Regions from separate parts of the Mus musculus genome. Here regions 1 and 2 are each linked to region 3. A link is a loop called in an ENCODE intact Hi-C map of the cell type or tissue named here. Cell type or tissue: left cerebral cortex. All regions are shown on one strand.

Region 1 (8,000 bases), 130 kb after region 3:
GCCTTGCTTGTTTGTTTTGCTTTCTGACGTACAGAGGAACTAATCCACGGTGCCAGCCTGCTAGACTAGCACTCTACCACTGAGTGGGAGGACGAGGGAGGAGGGAGCGTGGCCTAAACATCAGCATTTCAAAACCTCCCTGAGTGACTTAACTGGGGTTCAGACAACTGATGAGAGAATCTGGTAAAAACACTAATTTCCACACTTGAAGAACAAGTCAAAAGGTGGTCACAATTTTAGCTGAACTGTCTCATTGCTAACCAATTTCTATAACTATCGAACGATCCAGGCTTAAAAATGGTTTTTAAACTTCAACATTAGGTAGCTAGTAAATCACTATCTAATTATGTCAAACTATGTAGGTTTAAAAAAAGAAAAAGAAAAAAAATCAATAGTTAAAGCTTTGGGGGGAAATGCTCACAAACATCAATATTTCATTAGTATTCATTCACACTTTCTTTTAGCCTTTATTTAGTATTCTCTGGAGAACAGAAGATTATATCCAAAATTAAGGGGACAATGCCCCCACAAACCTCAAGTTAAAATGAGGCAGCAAGTTTTGGTGTTTATAGATGTCATCTTCCAGCATGTAAGCCTCTGTTAATGTGAAGATTGGTTTGGGTTCTTATTTTTTTCTCTTCATCATTTTCTAATATGTATGAGTGTTTTGTCTGCATGTATGTCTGTGTAACAGGTGCACACAGGACCTTCAGAGGACAGAAAAGAACACTGGATGCCCTGGGTCTGGAGTTACAGCTGGCTGTGAGCCACCGTGTGCTTGCTGGGAATCAAACCTGGGTTCTCCAGAAGAGCAGCCAGTGCTCTCGACTGCTTAGTTAGCCTTCTAAGCCCTGATTTTGTTGTTGTTTTTGTTGTTTTGTTTTTAGGTAGATTTTGTTATGTACACACACTGGCCTTGAACTTGCTATGTCTATCTTCAAACTCTCAACCCTTCTGCCTCAAGCCTCTGGGATCACAGGCAAGTGCCAACACCACTGACTTAAACACTGACATTACCCACTGTGAAGGAAAACATGCATTTCTATCTTGGGAGAATGTTTCCACTTTAAACAATAAAGAAGTAAATCCTCTGCAGCTGCAGGATTTTGAAGAACAGTGACTCCAGTTCACTGTTCCATGCACCTCTTCCTCTGAGACTCAGCACGTGCCTGCTTTATTTAGCACTTTACTGGGTTATAAGATAATAGTGAGTAATTGGAATCAATCTCATATCATAGACTTCATGGCCAGAACATCTATATTATGTATATCTAGAAACCCTAAGGCTTCATGTTGGAGCTCTAATGCTGTATCCAGTGAAGTTGTACAACAAGAAAACCTTTAAAAGCCCGGGTATGGAAGTACTCTTTTAGCTTTGTTAGCAGCCAAAATTGAAATTTGATCTAAGAATAATTTTTTAGGGTGAAGGTATAGCTCAGAGGTAGAGCAGATGCTTAGCATGTTTAGGGTCCTAGATTCAGTCCTCAGAATCTCTCCCCTCAAGGGCGGGGGGGGGGGGCACCATTTTGTTAATGTAGTAAAGAATAGCAGGAAAAAATGTGGAGTAGTAATTCAACATTTAACTATTTTAACAGCTAAAAGATATAATTTATATCAAAATCTAAAAGATTTAAGTTAGAAAATCTTAGATACTGCTTAAAAAATATATCTGACTATTGATAGGTTCAGGAAGGGCTTAGGGGGTGCCAACTCTCAATGTTGAACTACCCGTTACTGACAAATTTTAGGTTGAGGGTTAGTCATTGCCTTCAGTTGACTCCACCGGGCTCCAATGATCACATAGCTGGCCCTGGAAATGGATCACTAGGCATAGCCAATAGTTACAAAATTCAGTCTGGTAGGATGAGGGGGTGTGGTGTTGCTAAGGATGGGAAGGAGATAAGAGAAAGAGTAGAAAGAGAGTAATCAGAATTACACACACACATGCACATATATATGTGTATGTATGATATGATAGAATATATATTAAGGGTTAGGATTAGGGTTATATGTATATATATATATATATATATATATATATATATATATATATGAATAGAACTTTACATAATAGAATATATGTGTGTATACATACACATATATGTATGTATACGTAAATACATATGTATGGATTTTATATAATAGAACATATGTATGAATATATGGATATACATTCTTACATAATAGAATATACATTCTTATATAATAGAATGAGTGTTCTTAATTTTAAAATGTTCTGAAAGAATGAATTTCAGGTTTTGAAAAGTTAACTGAAAAACAGATGCCATTATTTAATATGTAATATATTTGGAAGTTACTGGTCTAGCATTAGATAATGCTTTAATGTTCTCAAAGCAGAAAAGAGCTCTTACTAAGCCATTGTTTGATTTTCTGGGCACTTACATAATTGACCAAAGTAGAATTTGAGAGAAATAACCTGAAGCCATTCTTTCCCCTCATGCTAGGACAGGCTGCCACCTTGTGTTCAAAAGCTTCCAGATAATCAATTGTCTTATTGCAATTCTTTTTTATTATTTTTCATTTTTCTCTTAATTGGCTCAAAATGTGAAGGAGCTAAGAAGACTTACCTGTGCAGCAATTCCGATTCTACCTTCATTAAGACTTCCTATGGCATACTTATAACCATGCCCAATTTTCCCCAAAATATTAGTCTCTGGAACCTGGAAATATAAATGTATACTTACTTCCAAATTTAGATTTACATCACTTATTTTGATTTTAAATACACATAGCATGTAATTACACACACATACTTGAATCTCCCCCATTTGTGTGACCTTACTCAATCATGGTATTGAGTAAACTTCAATGAGAAAAACTGCAGAAATGACTCCGTGGTTAAAAGCCCTTGTTTTTCCAAAGGACCCAGATTCAACTCCTGGCTCTCTATGTGATTGTTCACAACCATCCATATCCAGTTTCAGGGGATCTGGCATCCTCTTCTGACTTCCACAGGCAACAAGAACACAGGTGGTACACATATATGCATTCATGCAAAAACACTCATACACAGAAAATAAAATAAATAAATCTAAAACATTATAGCTGTCTCCTGAGAGGCTCTGCCAGTGCCTGACAAATACAGAGGTGGATGCTCACAGCCAACCACTAGATTGAGCACAGGATCTCCAATGGAGGAGCTAGAAAAAGGACCCAAGGAGTTGAAGGGGTTTGCAGCCCCATAGGAGGAACAAAATATGAACCAACCAGTAACCCCCAGAGCTCCCAGGGACTAAACCACCAACCAAAGAGTACACATGGAGGGACCCATGGCTCCAGCTGCATATGCAGCAGAGGATGGCCTTGTTGGACATCAATGGGAGAAGAGGCCCTTGGTCTTGTCAATGCCCCAGTGTAGGGGAATGCCAGGACAGGGAAGCAGGAATGGGTGGCTTGGTCAGCAGGGGGAGGGGCAGTAGTGATAGGAGGTTTCCAGAGGGGAAACCAGGAAAGGAGATAACATTTGAAATGTAAATAAAGAAAATATCTAATAAAAAAAAAGAAAGAAAAAAAACAAAGAAGCAAACTAAACCCTCCAGTTTGATTGCCTGCTGACATCTGTGCGTCTCCTGACTGTTCCCCCAAGTCTGTGCTGCTCATCCGTGCATCCTCCGGAGTCTCAGCACAATCTACTTAATGAATGAGAACATTTAGAAAAAAGGAATTTTACATAATTTGTCAATAGCATATATGCATAACAAGTTACCTCCAATTCTTATTTGTATGTCAATCATGTTGAGATAATTCATTAGAAACTACAGAAACATGAAGTATTTTCAAAAGCAAGAGTAATAAGCTGCTCTTCTGTTGAAATGATTCATTTTTAGAAAAGTCTACTGAGGTGTGTGTGTGTGTGTGTGTGTGTGTGCACATGTGTGAATGTGCACTCTCCCATCCAGTAAGTAGGAGAAAAGGAAGGAGAAATAAGCTACAATATTTCCTTATAATATACAAAGTTAATAGTAGAAGTGGAGAGATGGCTCAGTGGCTAAGAGGCATTGTTGCTCTTGCAAGGATCCAGGTTCTCTTCCCAGCACCCACATGGCTACTCACAATCATCTGTGATTCCAGTTCCAGGGGATCCTACACTCTTTTTTTGGTCTCCAAGGGCACGAGGCACATATATGGTTCATGCACATGTGCATGTGCACAGCACGCACACGCACAGGCACACACACACACCACATGCAAAATAACATTCCCATACATATAGCAAAATATCCTCAATAATCAATACTTGGAACAAATCAATACTAGGAACAAAAGAAAATAGTTAGGAGGGAGAGCAGGGAGGAATGGACAGGTTAAGGGCAAGTAGGAAGAAGGAAGGAGAGAGGCCCAAAGATATAGCTCAGTTCCTCCAGACACAGCTGCCCACAAAAATCCAGGAGCAGTGGAACATGTGTGCCCCAGTCAGGCTCCAGCATCCTGAGGAAGATCCTGTTTTGTGGAGTGTAGCCTGGGGTTGCTTTCCACTCTTACTGAGCAACATCTCCATCTTGTGGCCGTTGGTGTACCAACCTCAGAATTCCTTCTCCCAGCAGTTAGGTTCACAAGTGCCAAGCTTTTAAGTATAAATGTTTCAGAGTATATAAGTTGTAAATAATGAAAATAATAATAATTAAAGTTAATTTCTGGCATTTTCTCTCTAGGTCAGAGGTTGGACAGGAAAGTTTTCCATAGGAAATAACTGAGAAAAGGGCCTCAAGTCTTGGTCAGTGCTTAACTGCTGACCAGCTCCACCAAGAACTCTTCCGTGCACACTTACCCCATTTGCTGTTTGGGGCCATTCTCTCATATATTTCCTATGGTTCTACGTAAGGCTGATTTCTCATTAATCTTCTACAGAATAGTCTAGAATACCTACCTTAACATTTTCAAATGTTAACTGACAGGTGGATGAAGCTCTGATGCCCATTTTATTTTCTCGTTTCCCTATCTGGAAACCTTCTGTATCTCGGTCTACTAAGAAGCAGGTGATGCCTCTGTAGCCCTAAAAAAAAAAAAAAAAAGTAAAATATGATTATCACTTAGGCTTTAAAAATCCCTGTTTATAAAGAGTTCGAAGTAAGAAAGTTAAGGGGTTACAGAGGCGGCTCAGCAGAGGACTTGCTGCTCTTCCAGAGGACCAGAGCTTGGTTCTCAGCACCTCCATTGTGGCTCACAACTGTCTGTAACTCTAGTTTCATGGGATTTAGCTCCCTCTTCTGGCTTCCATGAGCATCAGCCATGCATGTGGTTCACAAACATACATGCGGATAAACTACTCACATAACATAAAAATAAAAAGCATAAAGAGTGAAAAGAAAGTAACAAGGCTGGTGAGATGCCTCAGCTGGTAAAGTGCCACTGTGCAAACTTGAGGACACCTGTTGATCCTAGGTACCTGCCTGAAGAGCTGAGCACAGTGGCATGCCCTTGTGATACCTGTGCCAGGGAGGAAAAGACAGATGAGTCCTTGGGGCTTGCTGCCCAGGCAGGCAAACACAGTCAGGTAAACGTTATCATTGAGGCCCAGGCCCCAGTGAGGAACCTTGCCTCAAAAAGAGCTGGGGGCTTGAGAAAGGAATCCATAGTTAAGAGCACATACTGCTCTTGCAGAAGATTCTCCACATCATTGCGAGTGGCTCACAGTCACCCGTAAGTCCAGCTACAGCAGACCTGCCATCTTCTTCTGGCCTCCATGGGCACCTTGAACCCAGTGGACATACCCTTACACAGACAAACACATATACACATTTAATTTAAAAAGACAATCTATGGGCTGGTGAGATGGCTCAGTGGGTAAGAGCACCCGACTGCTCTTCTGAAGGTCCGGAGTTCAAATCCCAGCAACCACATGGTGGCTCACAACCATCTGTAACAAGATCTGACGTCCTTTTCTGGAGTGTCTGAAGACAGCTACAGTGTACTTACATATAATAAATAAATAAATCTCTCTTAAAAAAAAAAGACAATCTATAAAACGAAAGTGGCCATTTCCTGAGAAGCAGTGCCTGAGGTTGACTTCTGGTTTCCTCACAGATGCATCCATATCTATACAAACACACATGTGTGCACACATGTACAAAAAGAAAAGAAAAAGAAAGGAAAGCTAAAACAGACAATAAACACCAAGGGACTCTGAATTGCAACATGTGCATTACAGAGCCAGAATAATTGGGGAACATTAGTTACTAAACAAGAACCTTATGCCAGGCACGGTGGTGCACCTCAGCGCTTGGGAAGCTGAGGCAGGAGGATATCAGTGAGTCTGAGGCCAGCCTGCTCTACAAAGAGTTCTAGGGCAGCCAGCGCCGCCTAGAGAGGGATCTTACTACCTCCTGTACTTTTCCACGCCCCACAGTGAGTGTTGGAATTATTTTTATTAAGTACGTGATCATGAGACCCCCCCATGCTTTAAATTCAATATTCAGAAAACAAAATAAAACATACTTACTATTTTGCTGTATGATTTTCTTCCATCTAAATAAAATACTCTTAAATCCTTTTCAATATTCTTAAAAGCAATGTACTTTACAAGTACTTAAATCCTTCATTATTATACAGAAAAATTAAAGTTCTACCCAATTAAAGCTTAGGGAACTAGGAAAAAAGTAATAAATGGTCCTCTGTGTAGTAAATAACTATGCCAACAAGTTACTTTAGATGAATGAGTAAAAAAATATATATATATATATCATTCAACTCTCATAGAATGAGGAGCTTAAAAAACAAACCCTAGGAAGGAAATGAAAGAAGAAAAAGAAAAAGAAAGAAAAGGTGGGAGGAGGGAAGGAGGGAGGGAGGGAGGAGGTTCTCTTTATACTCACAGAGCTGGGGTCCACATTGGCGAAGACCAGGAAGAGCTCTGCATGCTCGGCATGGCTGATCCACATCTTCGACCCATTGAGGACGTAGTAATTTCCACTTTTATCAGCTCTTGTTTTCATAGCGAAAGAGTCGCTACCGGCTCCAGCTTCAGAGAGGCAAAAGCTCCCTAACTATAGATGTGAGAGAAAAACTGCTGTATTTATCCTTTATATTAACAAGTCATAGGCATTGTGGGTTGTTGGTTTTTTTTTTTTTTTCTTTTCTTCATGACAGGTTTCTCTGTGTAGAGCTGGCTGCCCTAGAAACTCACTCTATAGATCAGGCTGGCCTTGAACTCAGAATTCCGCTTGCCTCTGCCCCCCAAGTGCTGGAATTAAAGGTGTATGCAGCCACTGCCCAGCTTTAAAAAATGGACATATGTAAGTTAAATCTTTAGTTATACAAAAAAAAATCTATATTTGGGCTAGGCATGGTGGCGTATGCCTTTAATCCCAGCACTCAGGAAGCAATGGCAGGCTTCCTGTGCTCTGTGAGTTCGAGGCCAGCCTGGTCTACATAATGAGTTCAGACCAGCCTAGGGTATGTACCGAGATCCTGCATTTTTAAAAAGTTTATATTGAACATAATAGAATTGTGATTATTATTTTCTCAGAAGCACCCTTAGTGTTTATTTAAGATAAAATGCAGATTTAGGAACTCATGCTTACTGTGTAGCATTTCCTTGTCTACCTTCATTAAGACTTCCCATAGTACAGTTAGAGCCTGCAGCCATCTCAGAACTCAAGTAAAAAAATGCAGGAAGCTTGTTGTAAGCTTCAAGCCAGAAAAACAACCAACCAACCCCACAAGCTGAGATGTAATTAATTATAGCAGAAAGTGATTTCAACAAAGGTACTGGAAAATGAATTGTGATAAAAGTACTGTTGTTTCGCCGGGCTGTGGTGGTACACACCTTTAATCCCAGCACCTGGGAGGCAGAGGCAGACAGATCTCTGTGAGTTCAAGACCAGCCTGGTCTACAAAGTGAATTCCTGGACAGCCAGAAACCCTGTCTCAAAACAAACAAGCAAACAAACAAGACAACAACAAAACAAAAAATGCTGTTTTTTTGTTTGTTTGTTTGTTTGTTTGTAGCCAGGGTCTCACTATATATCCCAGGCTGTCCT
Region 2 (8,000 bases), 200 kb after region 3:
ATTCCTGGGTAGATATATGTATCCACTAAGTGTTTACTACTTAAAACTAAGATGGTTTTAATGGTTGCATTACCAAATGAGAGGGCTCAAAAAAATTAAAATTCCTCTTCTACAATGCACCTTTCAAATGTGTTGATCATATTCTAAAACAAACACCTTACTTCTTTTTTTCTCTCTTTTTCCCAAGTTTATTCTCTAACTTGTGAGCTTATGGTCCGTCCACCTGTCTCCTAAATAGCTGGGGTAACAGGCATATGTCCCACTGAAAACATATTTGCCCCTAGAGAGCATACTGAGTTCTTATTAGTTGTTGGTGAGAGGTTTCTAACAAATATTCTCTTTTTTTCTCTTATTTCTTCTCTTTTTCTTTCTTGAGACAGGGTTTCACTATGTAGCACTGGCTGTACTAAAACTCACTATGTAGACCAGACTGAATTCAAACTCAGAGATCTGCCTGCCTTCCAAGTGCTGGGACTAAAGACATGCACCACTACCTCCAGCAACTAACAAATATTCCTTTTTTTTTTTTTTTTTTTTGGTTTTCCGAGACAGGGTTTCTTTGTTATAGCTCCAGCTGTCCTGGAACTACTCTGTAGACCTGGTTGGCCTTGAACTCAGAATTCCGCCTACCTCTGCCTCCCAAGTGCTGGGATTAAAGGCGTGCGCCACCACCGCCCGGCCAAATATTCTTAATTATTTCAAAAGGAAAAGCAAAAAGAAATCCCTTGCAACTCCTTGCATGTTGAGACTGAGGTCAGCTTTGAACCATGCAGGCTTTGAAAAGAACCGTAATGTTCATGGTTTTTGCTTTGCTGTGCTTCTTTTTGTGATATAGCTGTCGCATCTCACCAATTTATTAATCCACAAGGTAGAACCATTTTTCACGAGTGCAGAATGGTTCCTTATGCCAGCAAGCATGCAGTCAGTAGGGAAAACAACTACGGAAACTGGCTACGACTGGAACTGCAAGGGAATTATAGGGCTTCAAACAGTGCGATGTAGCCGAGGAATCGCTTCCATTCTATAGTACGGGTTTAAGCTTGGCTGTGAATGAGAGGTTGTTCTTTTCCTCCAAAACTATTGAAAAGGGATAGTATTCTAGGGGGAGGAGATTGAGTTCACCAGGCTTTGAATGCTAAGATGTAAAGGTCATGTTGGTCCAGCCATCAGCAACAATCATTACAAGGGATAGAGGGCAGAGCAGAGGATATGGCGGTAATGAGAACAGGCGCAAGATGTTGGCTGAGAAACTCCCAGAACAGTTCAGATGAAGCTAACGCCTCAACACATGACAAGCAGAGATGAAGATAAGAGCTTTTGAGAGGATGGAGAAACGGTGATTTATTGGCAGGAGTCTTTTATGATAGGTGCCTTTAGTCTTCTGATTCATCAGCCTTATTTAAGGAAGTAAAAACCCGCAAGGTATTATTAATCTTGCACGCAAACCTGCAAGTTAGTGTTTCTAGAGTGTACTTCCATTAGGACTGTCTACACGTATTAACCTAGTTTATAACCAGAGGAGCCGGAAATACAGAGTAACAGGGCAAGACACTGCAAAGGCCTTCTTGCCACCGGCCGGTTTCAGGTTTACCCTGAATCTGATCTCCTTGAGCTGGAGAATCCTATGGAAAACTACTCAACTCCACTCTAGGAACCAAAGGTCAGAATGGCCAAGATAACGTATCTTAGCCTTTGTTGAAACTGCTTGTTTGTGCGGAACCTCCTCCAGCTAACTGTTCTTCTAAGTTGCTCATTTGTTCAGAACCCTCCTTGGTGGCTGGCTAACAGCTCATCTTAGCTTCTGTTAAAACTGCTTACTCCGTAGTGCTCTGATGCAGCAGCCAAGGGAGATGCCTTCGCTTTAAGGTCTCTTAAAATCCCATGTTCTGGACACTCAGGGGCTATACCTAGAATAAAGACTTTCAATTGGTTGTGCACTCTGAGGGGGCTCCCCATACTAAACAGAACAAGAATGATGACCACTTAGAATGTGGGGAATTTCTTTTAAAAATATAAATTGAGCCTTTTAGAATTAAAGGTTACTGTTTCTAGATTTTGTTTATACTGAATCTCTGATTTCTCTTTCAAACTTGATGAACACATTATACATACACTCTGGTGACTGTCTATAGAATTCAATCATCTTTTTCTTGATGACATAAACACGTTTTTTGAACAGGGGTACACATACAGACTAAAATGAAAATTAAAGCAAAACGTTTTTTCTGAGCGATGAACAAAAAGTTCTGGGACAAAACTAGGTTATGGCTGAACAAAACTTCCCCAGAAATTATATATAAGGCCTCAAGCACAACTTTAAAATTCAGGTACTCCACATTTCTGTAAACAAATTTCTCCCCTCGCCTCAATAGATGTTTAAATTATCTACACAACCCACTTCAGGAAGATAATGGGGGTGGGTATGGGGTGGAACGACAGCCGATACCTAGCTTTCTTTCCAATGAGTATAAAGTTTCAAGTCCCACTTGTCACCACAGAAAGTTTGACCGTACAATGTACTTCTGAAGGGACCAAGGCCCATTGCCAGTTTTTGTCAAGGTTATGAGTGAGAAACCTTAAGTCGCAGCTTTGAGCCTCTTGGACATTTTTAACCTTGAGAATTCTGTCATTTAGGACGTGCAAGCACGCTCCACCGGGTTCCTGAGGCTCGGAAGCCGGGTCTTAGTGGGTTCAGTGTTTAGTGCCTTCGGCCACTCAGCATTATTCTGCAATGCTAAGCGCCGCGCTCCACTCTACAGCCCACGGAGGTGACCTGAGCAGTGAAACAACGCGATCAGCCGTGGTCGCACTGCTTCAAAAGCAGCCTGCATGGCCTTCACTCCACGGGCTGGCGCAGGAAGGGTCCCCGGAGTCCTCTTCCGAGGACCTCGGATTGGGAGCTGGCTTTACAGGCTGCTTGAGCCAAGGAGACCGCACCTATCTGCTTTGGTACCACCCTCAGGGTGCCGACACCGCCCAGGCGCCACCCCACCTCCCACCCTAAAGCGTCGCTGCTTTGCCAACGTGGAAATAAACCCCTGGGTTCCCGCGCGCAGAGCACTGCGCATGCGCGCGGCACCTGCCCCAGGAGCGGAGGAATTCCGCGCACGAGCCAACCCCTGGCTCTTTTCCGCGGAGATTTTAAACCAACTTCTGGAAGGGAGACGAACACGCATGCGCACGTGTGGTGGTTGGGTCCCGGGATGGGAAGGGTTGGAGTGGGATGGGGTGGGGTCGGGGGAAGAACCGGAAGTTGTGCTGAACCTTCACCTCCCCTGGGCACTGAAGGAAACGCAAGCTCTGCGAGAGAGGTTCCGACGCCGCCTGGGTTGGAGGAGACAGAATGGAGACCGCGATCGAAGACGCGGGACTGGACCGCGGCCCGACGCTGACCTCGTCCTGGGATGCGGCGTGCGGGGCGCTGACCCAAAGCCTTTTTCTTACCCGGACTGGGCCACGTGCCCAAGACTTGGACTTCGAGCAGCTACTGGAGCCGCCAGCTCCGAGGTGCGCCGGGCCAGGGCCGGGGTCGGGTGACAGTCACGCTGCTGAGGAGCCGGGAGGAGGACGGGAGCCGAGACGGGCGAGGGAGCCGAGCGAGGCCGCGGGGACGGCATGGGGGAGAGCGGTGGTGCCTGGAGGTGGGCGAGGCTGCGGGCAAAGGGTGCGCGCTGGGCCGGAGAGGCCGGGAAACTCGTGTTCAAGATGCCCTCCTGTTACAATCCTCCTCGCCCCCCACCCGCGAACGCCCCCAGTCTTCTATTTGGGGGGAACAAGAACCACGGCGTCTTGGAAAAAGACACATGGTTGTTTTAACATTCAGTAAACGCTTTTAATTGACTGCGAATGAATTAGATAGTTGAATAGGCTGTCCACGGTCTAGGAAAAGTGGACGGGAATGAATGCCCTGACGCCTCAAACCTCTGTTCCTTATTAATTCTGTGAGAAGTATCTGTGGGTGATGGGGAAGGTTCTTGGTTCTCATGGCAAGTAGAGGTGAGTTTGAAAGGATTAATGGGTTATGCTTCTACTCGGAAAACTTATCTCTGTGATTTTTTTTTTTCAATTTTCTTCTCAGCCAGGATCCGGTTAGTCTGAAAAGCAGCCTGAGCCCCCGAGATGAAAACCCCTGCTTCATTTACCTGAACTGTGGCCCTAATGGGGGTGAAGAAATCCTTTCGGTTGGCGTTCTGAGTTCAGCAAGAAACATGGAAGTATACTTAGGAGAGGAGTATTGTGGAACCAGTCGAGGCAAGACTGCCTGCACTGTCCTGGATGACAGGTTTGTGACTTGTCTAGATGAAAGTGTTCATATGAATCAGTGTCTTTATTCTCAGCTCGTAATGTTTGTGGATTTTCTGAGACTGACAGGACAGGAGTCATTAGGGAAGAGAAGTTAAAAACATGCCAATAGACATAGGTTAGACCACTAAGCCTTCCAACGGCAGGGTTGATGAGCAAGCTTAAAAATATGGAGATTTCGGGCTAGTTAACTGGAAGTGAGTTGGCGGGTCACTGGTAATTAGTGGAAGAGCTTTATTAGAATGCAGTCCAGGTAAGCATTCTTGTTCTCACGTATCTCAGCAGGATCTGTTTAACAACCATTAGACATTCTGAAACTGACTCTCTTCCCTTCTAGAAGGCTCCTTGTGATTGATATATCAAACTAAGACTGTCACGGCAGCCTATTTACTGACCTATTAAAAGATGGACAGTTTGTGATTTTTTTTTCCCCCCAGTCTTGTACAGGGTTCTGCCCAGATCTGTCCTGAACATAATGCATGCTCTAGGTCCTGCCTGTGTTGGAAAGAATAGTAGTGTTTATAGAGCGTTAAAGTATGCCATGTGCTCCCTCGTTCAGTCCCCCATATAGCTGGCAAGTGGTAGGTACTGCTCCTCCACGCGGTGCAGCGCAGGCAGGAGCCCATTACTCCCTGTACCTGACCAGGAAAAGGGAATCTCTGAGATGAAGGAGTGTCCCGAATCATTTGTTCTTAAGTATATGTTAATGTTTACAACCAATGGCTGTTAAAAATGAATTCTTTTATTTTAGTGAACATGAAAAGATCTTGTTATACAAAAAATACCTAAAATTGGATTCTCCCACGCATGCCTGTAAAATAAAGGTGAGTCATCACCAAATTTAAGATTTAAGGTTGATCAAATTGTTTTTGTTTTTGTTCTATACACACTTATTTTCTCTTGGTTTGGCAGTACAGTAGTCTAACATGGTCCCTAGGTTTAGTCCAGAAATGCTTAGTTAGCTAGTAAAGGGGTACTGTTTTTCTAAAAAATTATTAATCCTTTAAACATTGAAAATCTCTTTAAAGTGTGATAATTTCCGGGGTCCATCCCATAATCAGCCACCAAAAGCAGACACTATTACATATGCCAGCAAGATTTTGCTGAAAGGAGCCTGATATAGCTGTCTCCTGTGAGGCTTTGCCAGTGCCTGGCAAATACAGAAGTGGATGCTCACAGTCATCTATAGTATGGAACACAGGGCCCCCAATGGAGGAGCTAGAGAAAGGACCAAGGAGCTGAAGGGGTCTGCAACCCTATAGGGAGAACAACAATATGAACTAACCAGTACCCCCAGAACTCATGTCTCTAGCTGCATATGTAGCAGAGGATGGCCTAGTCGGCCATCATAGGGAGGAGAGGCCCTTGGTCTTGAGAAGATCATATGCCCCAGTACAGGGGAAGGCCAGGGCCAGGAAGCGGGAGTGGGTGGGTAGGGGAGCAGGGCGGGGGGAGGGTATAGGGGACTTTTGGGATAGCATTTGAATTGTAAATGAAGAAAATATCTAATTAAATAATAAAGTGTGGTAATTTGTATTAGTTACAGAAAATGTTTTGTTAATATAGTAGTGCTATATTTTGAAGCCTTGTTCAGCTAAGAACATTTTAAAAGTCTTTCTATAAAACTATAATACCACAAAAGGCAAACATAAAACTGGCCCAGTGTCTATAAAGAATGGAGGAAAAGGTCAAACAAGAGAGCCAGAAATTCTAAGGAGTCCAGACTGTTGCTTCAGCCAGAATAATTTTCTTAAAATAGGTATTAGTGATGTTGTCAGAATTTAGGAACAGGTTCTGAGCTGGAATGCTCAAGTGACGTTATAAATACTAATTAAGCTCTGTCACCAAGTAGTGCTTTGGTCAGTGCCAGCTTACTTAACTGTTTGGACCTAATTCATGAAGAAAATTATTGGACCTTAGAAACCAAATTCTTGGGTCTTTTTTATATCTAGAATCACGTGTTTATTATCACAGAAGACAGTAAGACTTAGTTTTAAAATTTAAAAAAAAAAGATTTTCATTGAAGAGCTCAGTTCACAAAGCCGGTTATGCCAACATCTGTTTAAGTGGAATAAACTAATACCTTATAAAGGCATTTAAATAAAGTAATTTAATTCATCTAGCATATATTTTAGTATCTGTTGATAGCAGATAACTGCACCAGGCATGTAGGAATATCAATTGGAAACTGAAGTGCCAGCCTCCATGTTGCATCTATTTTAGTGGGATAAGACAGATGATAACTAGATTTACTGATTATATATAATATAAACTATCTACTCTAGTCTCTGGTCATGGTAGCACAGACCTTTAATTCCATTACTCAGGAGGCAAAGGCAGAGGCAGGTGGATCTGTATGAGTTCAAAGCTAGCCTGATCTACATAGTGAGTTCTAAAACAAGTAGGGCTACATAGAGACCCTGTTTCAAAAAACAACAACAAAAAAAAAGATACTGTAGTCGATGATGAAAAATGGTCCTGGGATTATAAACTATAAAGGAGACAGTAAGACCTAGTATGGAGACACACACACCGATAACCCCAGCACTCAGCAGCATTGCATGTTTGAGGCCTGCTCTGTGAGGTGAGTTCCAGACCAGCCAGCGCTCCCTACTGAGATTTCTATCGGAAGAAACTAAAAACTGAAAATACATAGATAAAAGAAGGGAGGTAATAATGAGGTAGACTGTAAACTTAATGAGTGTTTCCTTAACCTTTGAGGACTGCCACATACTTTTTTGGTACCACTCTTGAGTCTATAGAGCCTGAGTTCTTTTTGACCTGCGTTCTTGTGACTGGAGTTTATGTGGCTTTCAAAGTAAATAATTTTTGTAACTGATCCTTGGAAGTACGTGTTAGTCTGAAGAGAGCTTTCAATTCGGAAGCCCCTCTGGCATATAGGAAAGCTTGTGTTAATGTTCCTAGTAGAGAATTCAGAGCAATACTTAGTGATACAAACCTCTATTCAAAGTCATCTTACCATCCTCTGGTTCAGAGTATTTGCCCAGGAGTGCAAAGGTTATAAAATGGCAGAACTCAAAATTTAAACTTATGTGTCTGATTTAAAGCCAGTCCCTTCATACCACGTGTGGAATGTCTTTTGGTTGAGAAACATGCATAGCCTAAACTGCCAGAGTGAAGGGAACATGGCTCAGAGGCAAGCACTGACCAGCATGTGGGAGGTACTGTTCTCTTAGTACCCCAGAGGGAACGAAATGGGAAGACACAAAAATACAAGTGGAAATGTATGGTGGAAAAAGCCAGGAGAGACTTAGGCCCACTGAGTGTCCTTCACCAGTTAGAAAGTCACCCTGGCACCAGCTGTTACCTATTAAGCAGTTCTGACGTCACACCCCTTCCTTTCTGAACTACAGAAGGCTGAATTATGATTGGGATATAGATAAGTCTTGTATGGGCAGTTTTATTTTATATTAAATAATATTAAAGCCAACTGGGGTATGATTTTTTTTGTTGTTGTTGTTTTGTTTTTTTCAAGACAGGGTTTCTCTGTATAGCTCTTGCTGTCCTGGAACTCAGTCTGTAACAGGCTGGCCTCGAACTCAGAAATCCACCTGCCTCTGCCTCCCAAGCACCGGGATTAAAGGCGTGCGCCACCACTGCCCAGCCAACTGGGGTATGTTAAGATCCAGGGTTCTTGGGTTTCTTCTTTTCCCCTGGTCATATGGAGGACTCAAACC
Region 3 (8,000 bases):
CTATGGTGTTGTCTGTGGGAAAGGAAATTTAGATTCAAAGGTGTTTAAAAACTCCATTTACTACAAGCCTTCAAACTACATCTGTCAGCATTTAAATACACACACAGCAGTAACAGTCAGAGAACACAGCTCTCTCTCTAAAGCTGAAATGATTCCCTTTTCATTCTCAACTGTCAATTCAAATGGAGCCTCAAGTCACATCTGAAAATGAGTCATGTTCCACCCCATCTTCTGGTTTGGGGTGTCAGACCAAACTTAAGACAGTAAGCCTCTGTTAATGGCTTCTATGAAAAGGTAGTGAGTTACCTCTCAGAGCCGAAGCACTAACAATGGACTGAAGAGGAATTCGAGCTCTTGCTCTCCGGCCCAAGTTTAATAACTGACAGAAAAAGATGACCAAAATGTAAAAGTTAACTCCCTTCGCATTAAAGCATTTCTATACAGTTAGGTTTCTCAAACACATTGCCAATTCTTAACAACAGCACACTCTCCAACCACCACACCCCTGGTGCAGATAAAACCCTACCTTTTCCGGCTGGGAGAAAGTCCCAGCATTACACGGAGTTCTGGGGTCCCACAGTTTAACTGTCTGATCCCAACTTCCAGTTACCATCACGTTCACTTCTGGACAGTATTCAACACATCTGATAGGGGCATCGTGAGTTCCAACAAGATTTTCTATTGCAAAGAAAAGATAAAAACAACACAGCTAGCTTTACTCTCTCATAGGATACCTCAAGTGAACCCATGGGGCTGTCAGCTGAAATGAATTCATCTCGGTCACTCCACAGAGATGTCTGCATGCAGAGCAATCGCTCCACGACTACAACGTTAGCCAGTCCTCTCTAAGTGACCTCACACTGCCCAGGTTTGGTCATTCACTAGCAGGAAACCAGCACAGTGAACTGTGTGAGGATGGTGGATGGCTAACTTGATCCTAGATTTTGTAAGAAAACTGATTAACACTGTACCTTTGGTTGTATCTAGTGCATGCTTGGTACACTGTAGGTGCTCCAGAAATACTTGGCGAGTGAGCTAAGAGTGGAGATCTCTGGCTTCCTGCACCCTGACCGCACTTGTCTTCCCATTAAGTCAAAGCTAGTATGAAATGGTTACAGGATTTGAAGGCTGAGGGGAGTCTTTCAATTAACTCACTTGCTTCTCATGGTAGGGTCCAATTTCTGCTACATAATTTCCTTCCTGTCAATTTCAACTTTCACAGTATCTCATTTGTTCATTCAGTAAACATCTACTAAATATCTACTGTGTGCCAAAGCCCATGTGACAGACAAAAAAAAAGGAAGAGGACCAGGACCAGGATCAGGAATGTAGCTCAGGCAGAGTGCTCTCCTCGCATGTGCATATTAAACACACAAAGTCACTTTTGGACAGAGGCCTCTTCCAATGAAAAATCATTCCTTTTCTCCTGGAAACAGAGTCTTAGTAGTCTAGGCTGGCCTCAAACTATCTATATAGCCGAGGCTGGCCTTGAATTTCTTATCCGCCCGCCTCCCCTTCCCAAGTGCTGGGATTCCAGGAGCAGCATCACACCTGGCTCAGATGTGCTTCTCAGTCCACTCGGATTGCTCAAGCTGGCCTCTAGGTAGCCACATGTCTACACCCCCACCATCGCTTTCCAGTATACCTACATCCAATACAGGGCAGGCAAACAAAGCTCAGAGCGCTTTGCACGTCTTGGGTTCCATTCCAAATCCTGCCACAGTGAAATCATAAACCTCTTAAGAAATGTTTTTACACAGCCAACTGAAATACATTCTCCTGCTAAGAACGCAAAGGCATCACTAAGATAAATATGACGGGGCTACCGTGCTCCATTTTTAAAATGTACTTTTTTTTTTAGCCTGTGAAAAGACCAACCTAAAATATCAAACTGTCCAAAGAAATCCTGACAAACCGGACCCTGAGTCCAGTCCGCTGCTTAAGACTTCTAATAGTGACAGTCAAATGCTTAAATGATGCTTCCACTAGACACTTAAGACAGTGCTCAGGGGCTGGAGAGATGGCTCAGCAGTTAAGAGCACTGGCTGTTTGCTCTTCCAGAGGTCCTGAGTTCAATTCCCAGCAACCACATGGTGGCTCACAACCATCTATCTGTAATGAGATCCAATGCTCTCTTGTTATGTGTCTGAAGATAGCTATAGTGTACTCTTATAAATTAAATAAATAAATCTTAAAAAAAAAAAAAAAAAAGACAGTGCTCAGAAGGGGCTTTACTGCAAAATTCAGGTTCCATTTGTGGTAACTTAATCCAATTTTAAAAGTCTATTATCAAAGCCGTGTTCCGCCTTCACATAAGTACTGAAAACACCTACTCTTCTTAAATAAGCATTTCTACACAAATACACTAGTAAAGAAAAACTGGTAAAATGTAGCTATATTAATACCTTGATCAGTGTTCAAATCGTGCATTTTCAGTTGATGATCTAATCCACCACTCCAGGCATGCGTTGGATCCTACAAAGCAAAATTTGGGTTTGATTTTTTTTCTTTCTTACTTTTTTTTTTTTTTTTTTGGAAGACACTATGTAGCCCTGGTTGGCCTCAAAACTCAAGAGCTCTTCCTGCCTCTGCCTCTGGGATTAAAGTTGTGGCCACCACATCCTCCCACCCCACTCTTACATTTGGAGCCAATTCAAAGTTACAAAGCTTTAGCAAGCATTTTCAACATTGCTATTTCTACAGCCAAGTGTTATGTCCAGTGTGACAGAAACTAAGAAGCAAACAAAAATGCAAGTTAGTGATCTCCACAAGGAAGCAAATACAAGGTGGACACCAGGAGTTAAGGCTAAATTAGACAACATTCATTACTTTTCAAAGGATAGCTAAAAATCAGTCTTGCTGCTAACTTCAATTATCTATGTCCAGAAAGTTTACTCAAGTCTGAATTTACAAATGGAGATTGAAATTGCCACGAGAGAAGAAATAAGAACACAAACCATTGTAGTAGGCTTGATGCCAGGCTAAAGGGAAGAATTCCCGAGTAGTTATGAACTATCAGAATTCTCGAACCGTGTATGAGATGCTACTGGCAAGGCCTAGGACATCTCAGTATTAAGGGGACAGGAGCAGAAACTGAATCCACCTACGTAGAAGGCGCAGTCCAGGACAGCACCAGTGTGCTGGTACTTGAGCCTCATGGAATTGGCGGGCACATCGTAGAGGCGCACAGACGTATCCCAGGAGGAGACCAGGAGGAACTGGGATGTGTTGGGGCTGAACTTAACCGAGGAGATGCCATCCTCGGGTGGCTGGTTCAGCTTGAATTCGTTCGAACCGGTCATCTGTAGAACAAAACGCTAAGTCTGAGTTCCTAACCGGAGCAACAGAGGCCGGCCACGGCCTGCGCCTGCGCGAGTCCCCCTTGATCCAGGCCGGCCGCCATCCCGCTTCCGCCGAGCTCCACCCGGCCTGGCCTCCTTCCTTGCCCGCAGATCCCCATATAAAACACAATGGACCTCGACCGGATCCCTCTGTGCATCGATGCGCCGGCCACGGGCCACAGATCCCGCTCCGCCCGCCCTCGCCCGAACCTCTACCTCCTGTCCGCCTAAGCAACGTTTCTGCACCGGCCACTACCGATCCGCTTCCCTCCGAGCACTCGCAGGCAAAGCGGAGAAGGCGGAGAGGAAGCTCCGGAGCAGGCCTATCATTGGCTGATTTTGAACGCCAACGGCTCGATCTCGGCAGCTGATTGGTCTGATTTACTGCTTGCCTCATTTTCCGCAGTCATCCTGTTCCGGCTCAAAGGGAAGCCGCGTTTCCCCCCCCCCCCCCGTTCACCGGGTCTCTTAGTACCTCCACGCCGAGGTTACATCTCTGGAGCTGCGGAGGGAAAACTACAACTCCCAAGTATGCTCAGGTCATGAAGGCGTTCACGCCCGCCCACAATTGTATGCTGCATGCTGGGAGTTGTAGTCTCCCTGGAGCTGCTTGCCTGAACATCCACAGACTAGAAGGCAGAAAAGAGATTTTATCTAGCTCTTGTGACATCCTTCTCCTCTATCTCTCAGACACAGAATTTCATTTTGGTTGATAACTACTATAGATATAAATTAATATTTTCTTTCTAGCCGTGCACATACCCCTGGACTTAATCCAGACTAGTCATACTGAAGAATAATTTCTAGTCAAAGGTACTATTTGCTTTTATTTTGCTGGGTTATCAATTTGTGAACTAGAGACTCATTTCCCTTGAGTTCTAGTGATCTCATTTTTATCGTTTCATCTCTCCACAGTTTTCAAGCACCTGAATGTCAGGCCTCTTAAGCAGCTCTGGGAATACACACTCAGTCAAACTACTCCTTGCTTTAGAAGAGTACCACACCCATAAGGGTGAACAGAGCAGGACACAAATATTTCCAATCTTTAACGATCAGCCAGAATCTCTTAGGAATGTTCATCATAGGACCTAGCATTGTGACTGTCCTCCCTCTCCCACCTTCCTCTGCATTATCATGGAAGTTGCAGGCTCAGTTTGCTGCACTTTCTGTTTCTAGAATCCTCTAAAAAATATGAGAATCAAAAGGTTGTTTTGGTTCTGTGAGAGAAAAGCAGTACTTAACAAACAACATAGTAGCATACTGACATGCAAAATGTTACTGAGTTTCTAATTAATCCTTGGATACAACTTCTTTTTCTCTGTCCCATCTTTTTGAGACAATCCCTTTTATTTTGAAATTGTTGCATGAAGTAGGAAGTTGTCTCTAGTTTTAAACTACTTAACTTTCAAGGTACATTTTTAAAAAAAAAGAAAAGAAAAGAAAAGAAAAATGATCTTGCCGGGCAGTGGTGGCGCAGCCAGCACTTGGGATGCAGAGGCAGGTGGATTTCTGAGTTCGAGGCCAGCCTGGTCTACAGAGTGAGTTCCAGGACAGCCAGGGCTACACAGAGAAACCCTGTCTAAAAAAATAAAAGTAAAGAAAGAAAGAAAGAAAGAAAGAAAGATCTTATGTGTGCACAGACTCTGAACTAAATGCACTTAAGATTCCTGACAATAACACACACACACACACACACACACACACACCAGTCTTTTGTCCTGATGATGGTTATTATGGCTAAAATATTCTGGTTGTCTTCCCTCTCCAAATAGTTCTAGTATGTGGTTCTTTCTCTCTCTTCTCTTTCAACAAATCAATGGCCAAGTTCAATTTTTTTTAATGCATTGAGTTGTTTTGCATTCTAAGTTTAGCCAAATAATTTTACCTCTTGACTTATTTGGTTCTCTTTCCCAGTTGTTTATTTAATTCTATTACTGTTTCCAGATTCTGAGCATAAATTACCTGCTAATAAAATCTAAGCATATTTCATTATCCCATGTGTGTATGATTCAGGCCCCTCTGGCCGCACACTTGCAGCCCAACTCTATTTGAGTTTTAAGAAACGTCAATCTTGTAAATCAAGTTTAGAGCCTGAAAAGAGATGGACTATTTTGCTGATTATTCAAATGAATTGCTAGACTTGAGATAGGAAATCTGGCCACAAGCAGAGTCTTGACCATTTTACAACACAAATGTAAAGTAAGTATGTGTGTGTGTGTGTGTGTGTGTGTGTGTGTGTGATATTCAGTTACCTGTTGCAGTGGTGAGTCGCCTGCCACAGCTAATGTCTGGGTGAGTAAAGAGAGTCAGATATATACCACATGACAACTGCGGGAAATGGCATTCCCTAAAATATTATGGGCAAACTCAAGTCGTTAATGCCGACAGTGACAGGAGGAGGAGGTCACTACCTATGGAGAAAGCCATCCTGAAGCAAATATGATGACCCAATACTGTTAAATCCATCACCGAATTGTAATCTGCTGAAAGGCAGATCAAAAGCATCCGAACGGAGTATGTTTTTTTACAAGACAGTCCTCTGAAGTAATGTGGTTGTTTCTGGGTGGAACACTCAAAGAATGCTGTCAGGGAAAGAATGTAGAGAGGTTATCTGGAGTGAAAACTACGGTGACAGAAAAATACACATATCCAATGAGCAATTGAAAACACATATTTAATAAGTAAGAAGAGAACTGATAGGCCTCTTTGTGTTCTCCTTTGGACCACCCCAAATTTAGTGTAGGTTCTTAGCACATGTTGAGACCTCAACAAATACTTATTGAGGTGAACACAGCTAAAATAAAACAAATGTAAGCAAACCAACCTAGTATTGCCCGGTGCATTCTTGTGTAGCATCCATCTAATGTCACCTAGGAGGAGTTGCAGGTTTTATAAAATATAATGTGTTAAGAAAAAAATAGGCAATATCAGAGCAAATCTCTTCTGCCAGGCATATTTCACGGAATGATATGGGCCATGTAAACGTTTACATTCTGTGAATTTCTACAAAATGCAAGTCATTTCGATGCCCCCTTGGCTCAAAGAGACCGGTCCCTCAGGCACCAGGTTTTCTTCTGAAGAAAGAAATAGATAGGGCCTTGGCGCTGCAGACTCCTAGCTCTTTGCACCCTGATCAACCACTGAGGGGAGGCGGGCTGGACCTAATAACTCTACCTGAGGCCTCCTCCAAGCTCCAGGCCCATTTCTGACATTTAACAAGGAACAGGTGGATGCTATGAAAACGTAGAGAAAATACAGTGCTGTGATTTGCATGATCCTGACGAAGCAGTTCTCCGGGTGCAGAGCCTCCCTAACCCTGCATGGAGGCAGGCAGCCGGGCACTGCAATCCTCAGTGCTCAATTCAGAAACAGCTGCTGCAAGTTAGCCAGTGATCCGACCTTTTTGTCATTCACGGGCAAATTTAACAACTACAAAAAGAAACTAGGGAAGCGCCCGTGTCATCTGCTCCACGAATCCCTCCAACGAAATCTGACCCTTAGGCATCACTTCCCGCTCTGCGCAGAACTCTCGCAACTGTGTCACCAGCGGGAGACCCCTGCGAGGGCTGCAAGCCAGTCGCCTGTGGCTCTGGAACCCAAGCGGACGCTTTCTCTCACCCCACGTTTTACTCCGCGCAGGAGGACGCCAAGAACGCCAAGAGCTCCGGCCTTTCGCGGCGTGCCCAGCTTTCGTCTAGCCCAAAACAGCCCAGTATCGGGGAGATGTTCACCTCCTTGCTTGGCTCATTCCCAGAGGCGACCGGGTCAGCAGCCAGGCTCCTGGCTTTGTCTTTCGCTGCGCGGGGCTGTGGATCTGGATTCCATCTCGAGTGCACCCCAACCCGCACACCTGGGTCGTGGGAACTGTGCTGTTCCTGTAAGCAGCCCCAGTCACGTGCTGCCTGGGCAGCCCCAATATCCCGACCTTTAACCTCTGAGCCCAGCCCCACCCACACGTGGTGAGAGCAGAACCTTGGGGGCTGAGGGAGGAGACAGAATCCTGCATGCTCTGGCAAAAAAAAAAAAAAAAATCCAGAAACTCCTCTGCCGCTGTCTCCTGGGACAATCCATCCCTCCAAAGTTAGCAACCATGTTTAAAACGTTTTATTTTTTTCTCTTTAAAAATATTTACAGATCTGTACTCTCCTCGTTTTGCCCCTACCCATCCTCAAGATGAAGGGAATAAAGAGAAGTGATTAGTTCAACGACCAAAGCCCTAGTTGGTTCGGCTCGGCTGAGCTTGTGTCCTACCACATTTTCTATATACAGGTGTATATATGGGAGAAAGACTGCCTGGTTCTGTTGGTGGTTTTTCTGATGTTTTTTTTTTTTTCTTGCTACTGGTCAAAACCGACCTAATCAAAACCCCACTTCCCACCACCACCCGAGAGCCTCCCCTTCCAAAATAGTTTCAAACGCGAGTTGTTTGGTTTTGTGTAGAAAGCAGGTGCTCTGGCGTGAGGAATGCAGATAAATACTCAAAACAAAACAAAACAAAATAAAACAAAACAAAACAAAAGGTAGGAAAGAGGCCATAAATAAGACATAACGAATACACATGGTGTATTTCTTAATATTTCTGGACACGCGCCGCTCTGCTCCGGAGCTCTGCGAAGGATCCCGACCGCGCCGGGCTATGCAGGCAGCTGCAGGCGACCA

Evidence for each region. Peaks named below come from ENCODE experiments on the same cell type or tissue, not always from the same donor. Only the 100,000 strongest peaks of a DNase experiment are listed, where the experiment ranks them.
Region 1: it touches region 3 in a loop (2.8-fold over the local background); 3 of 42 quality-filtered maps call a loop at or near these places.
Region 2: it touches region 3 in a loop (3-fold over the local background); 13 of 42 quality-filtered maps call a loop at or near these places.

What each region holds. Positions count from the first base shown.
Region 1 is chr7:131,428,951-131,436,950 of GRCm38, reverse strand. Acadsb (acyl-Coenzyme A dehydrogenase, short/branched chain) reads right to left here. Exons shown (of 11, transcript NM_025826.4): 5 at 6,834-7,004; 6 at 4,889-5,014; 7 at 2,589-2,681. Among named protein-coding and RNA genes, the nearest start is that of Acadsb, 22 kb to the right of the region's middle. In left cerebral cortex, CTCF peaks have their summits at 2,484 (motif pointing left) and 4,526 (motif pointing left); a DNase peak (open chromatin) is centred at 4,505.
Region 2 is chr7:131,358,015-131,366,014 of GRCm38, reverse strand. It overlaps 2310057M21Rik (RIKEN cDNA 2310057M21 gene), which reads left to right and starts at 3,289. Exons shown (of 6, transcript NM_026655.4): 1 at 3,289-3,507; 2 at 4,079-4,282; 3 at 5,054-5,126. The coding sequence starts at 3,344. In left cerebral cortex, no CTCF peak of the experiment used is centred here; a DNase peak (open chromatin) is centred at 3,157; H3K4me3 peaks cover 2,253 bases; H3K27ac peaks cover 1,380 bases.
Region 3 is chr7:131,556,012-131,564,011 of GRCm38, reverse strand. Hmx2 (H6 homeobox 2) reads right to left here. Exons shown (of 2, transcript NM_145998.4): 2 at 5,998-8,000. Bub3 (BUB3 mitotic checkpoint protein) reads right to left here and starts at 3,642. Exons shown (of 8, transcript NM_009774.4): 1 at 3,558-3,642; 2 at 3,108-3,302; 3 at 2,406-2,475; 4 at 527-678. The coding sequence starts at 3,302. In left cerebral cortex, no CTCF peak of the experiment used is centred here; DNase peaks (open chromatin) are centred at 3,794 and 6,829; H3K4me3 peaks cover 1,111 bases; H3K27ac peaks cover 634 bases.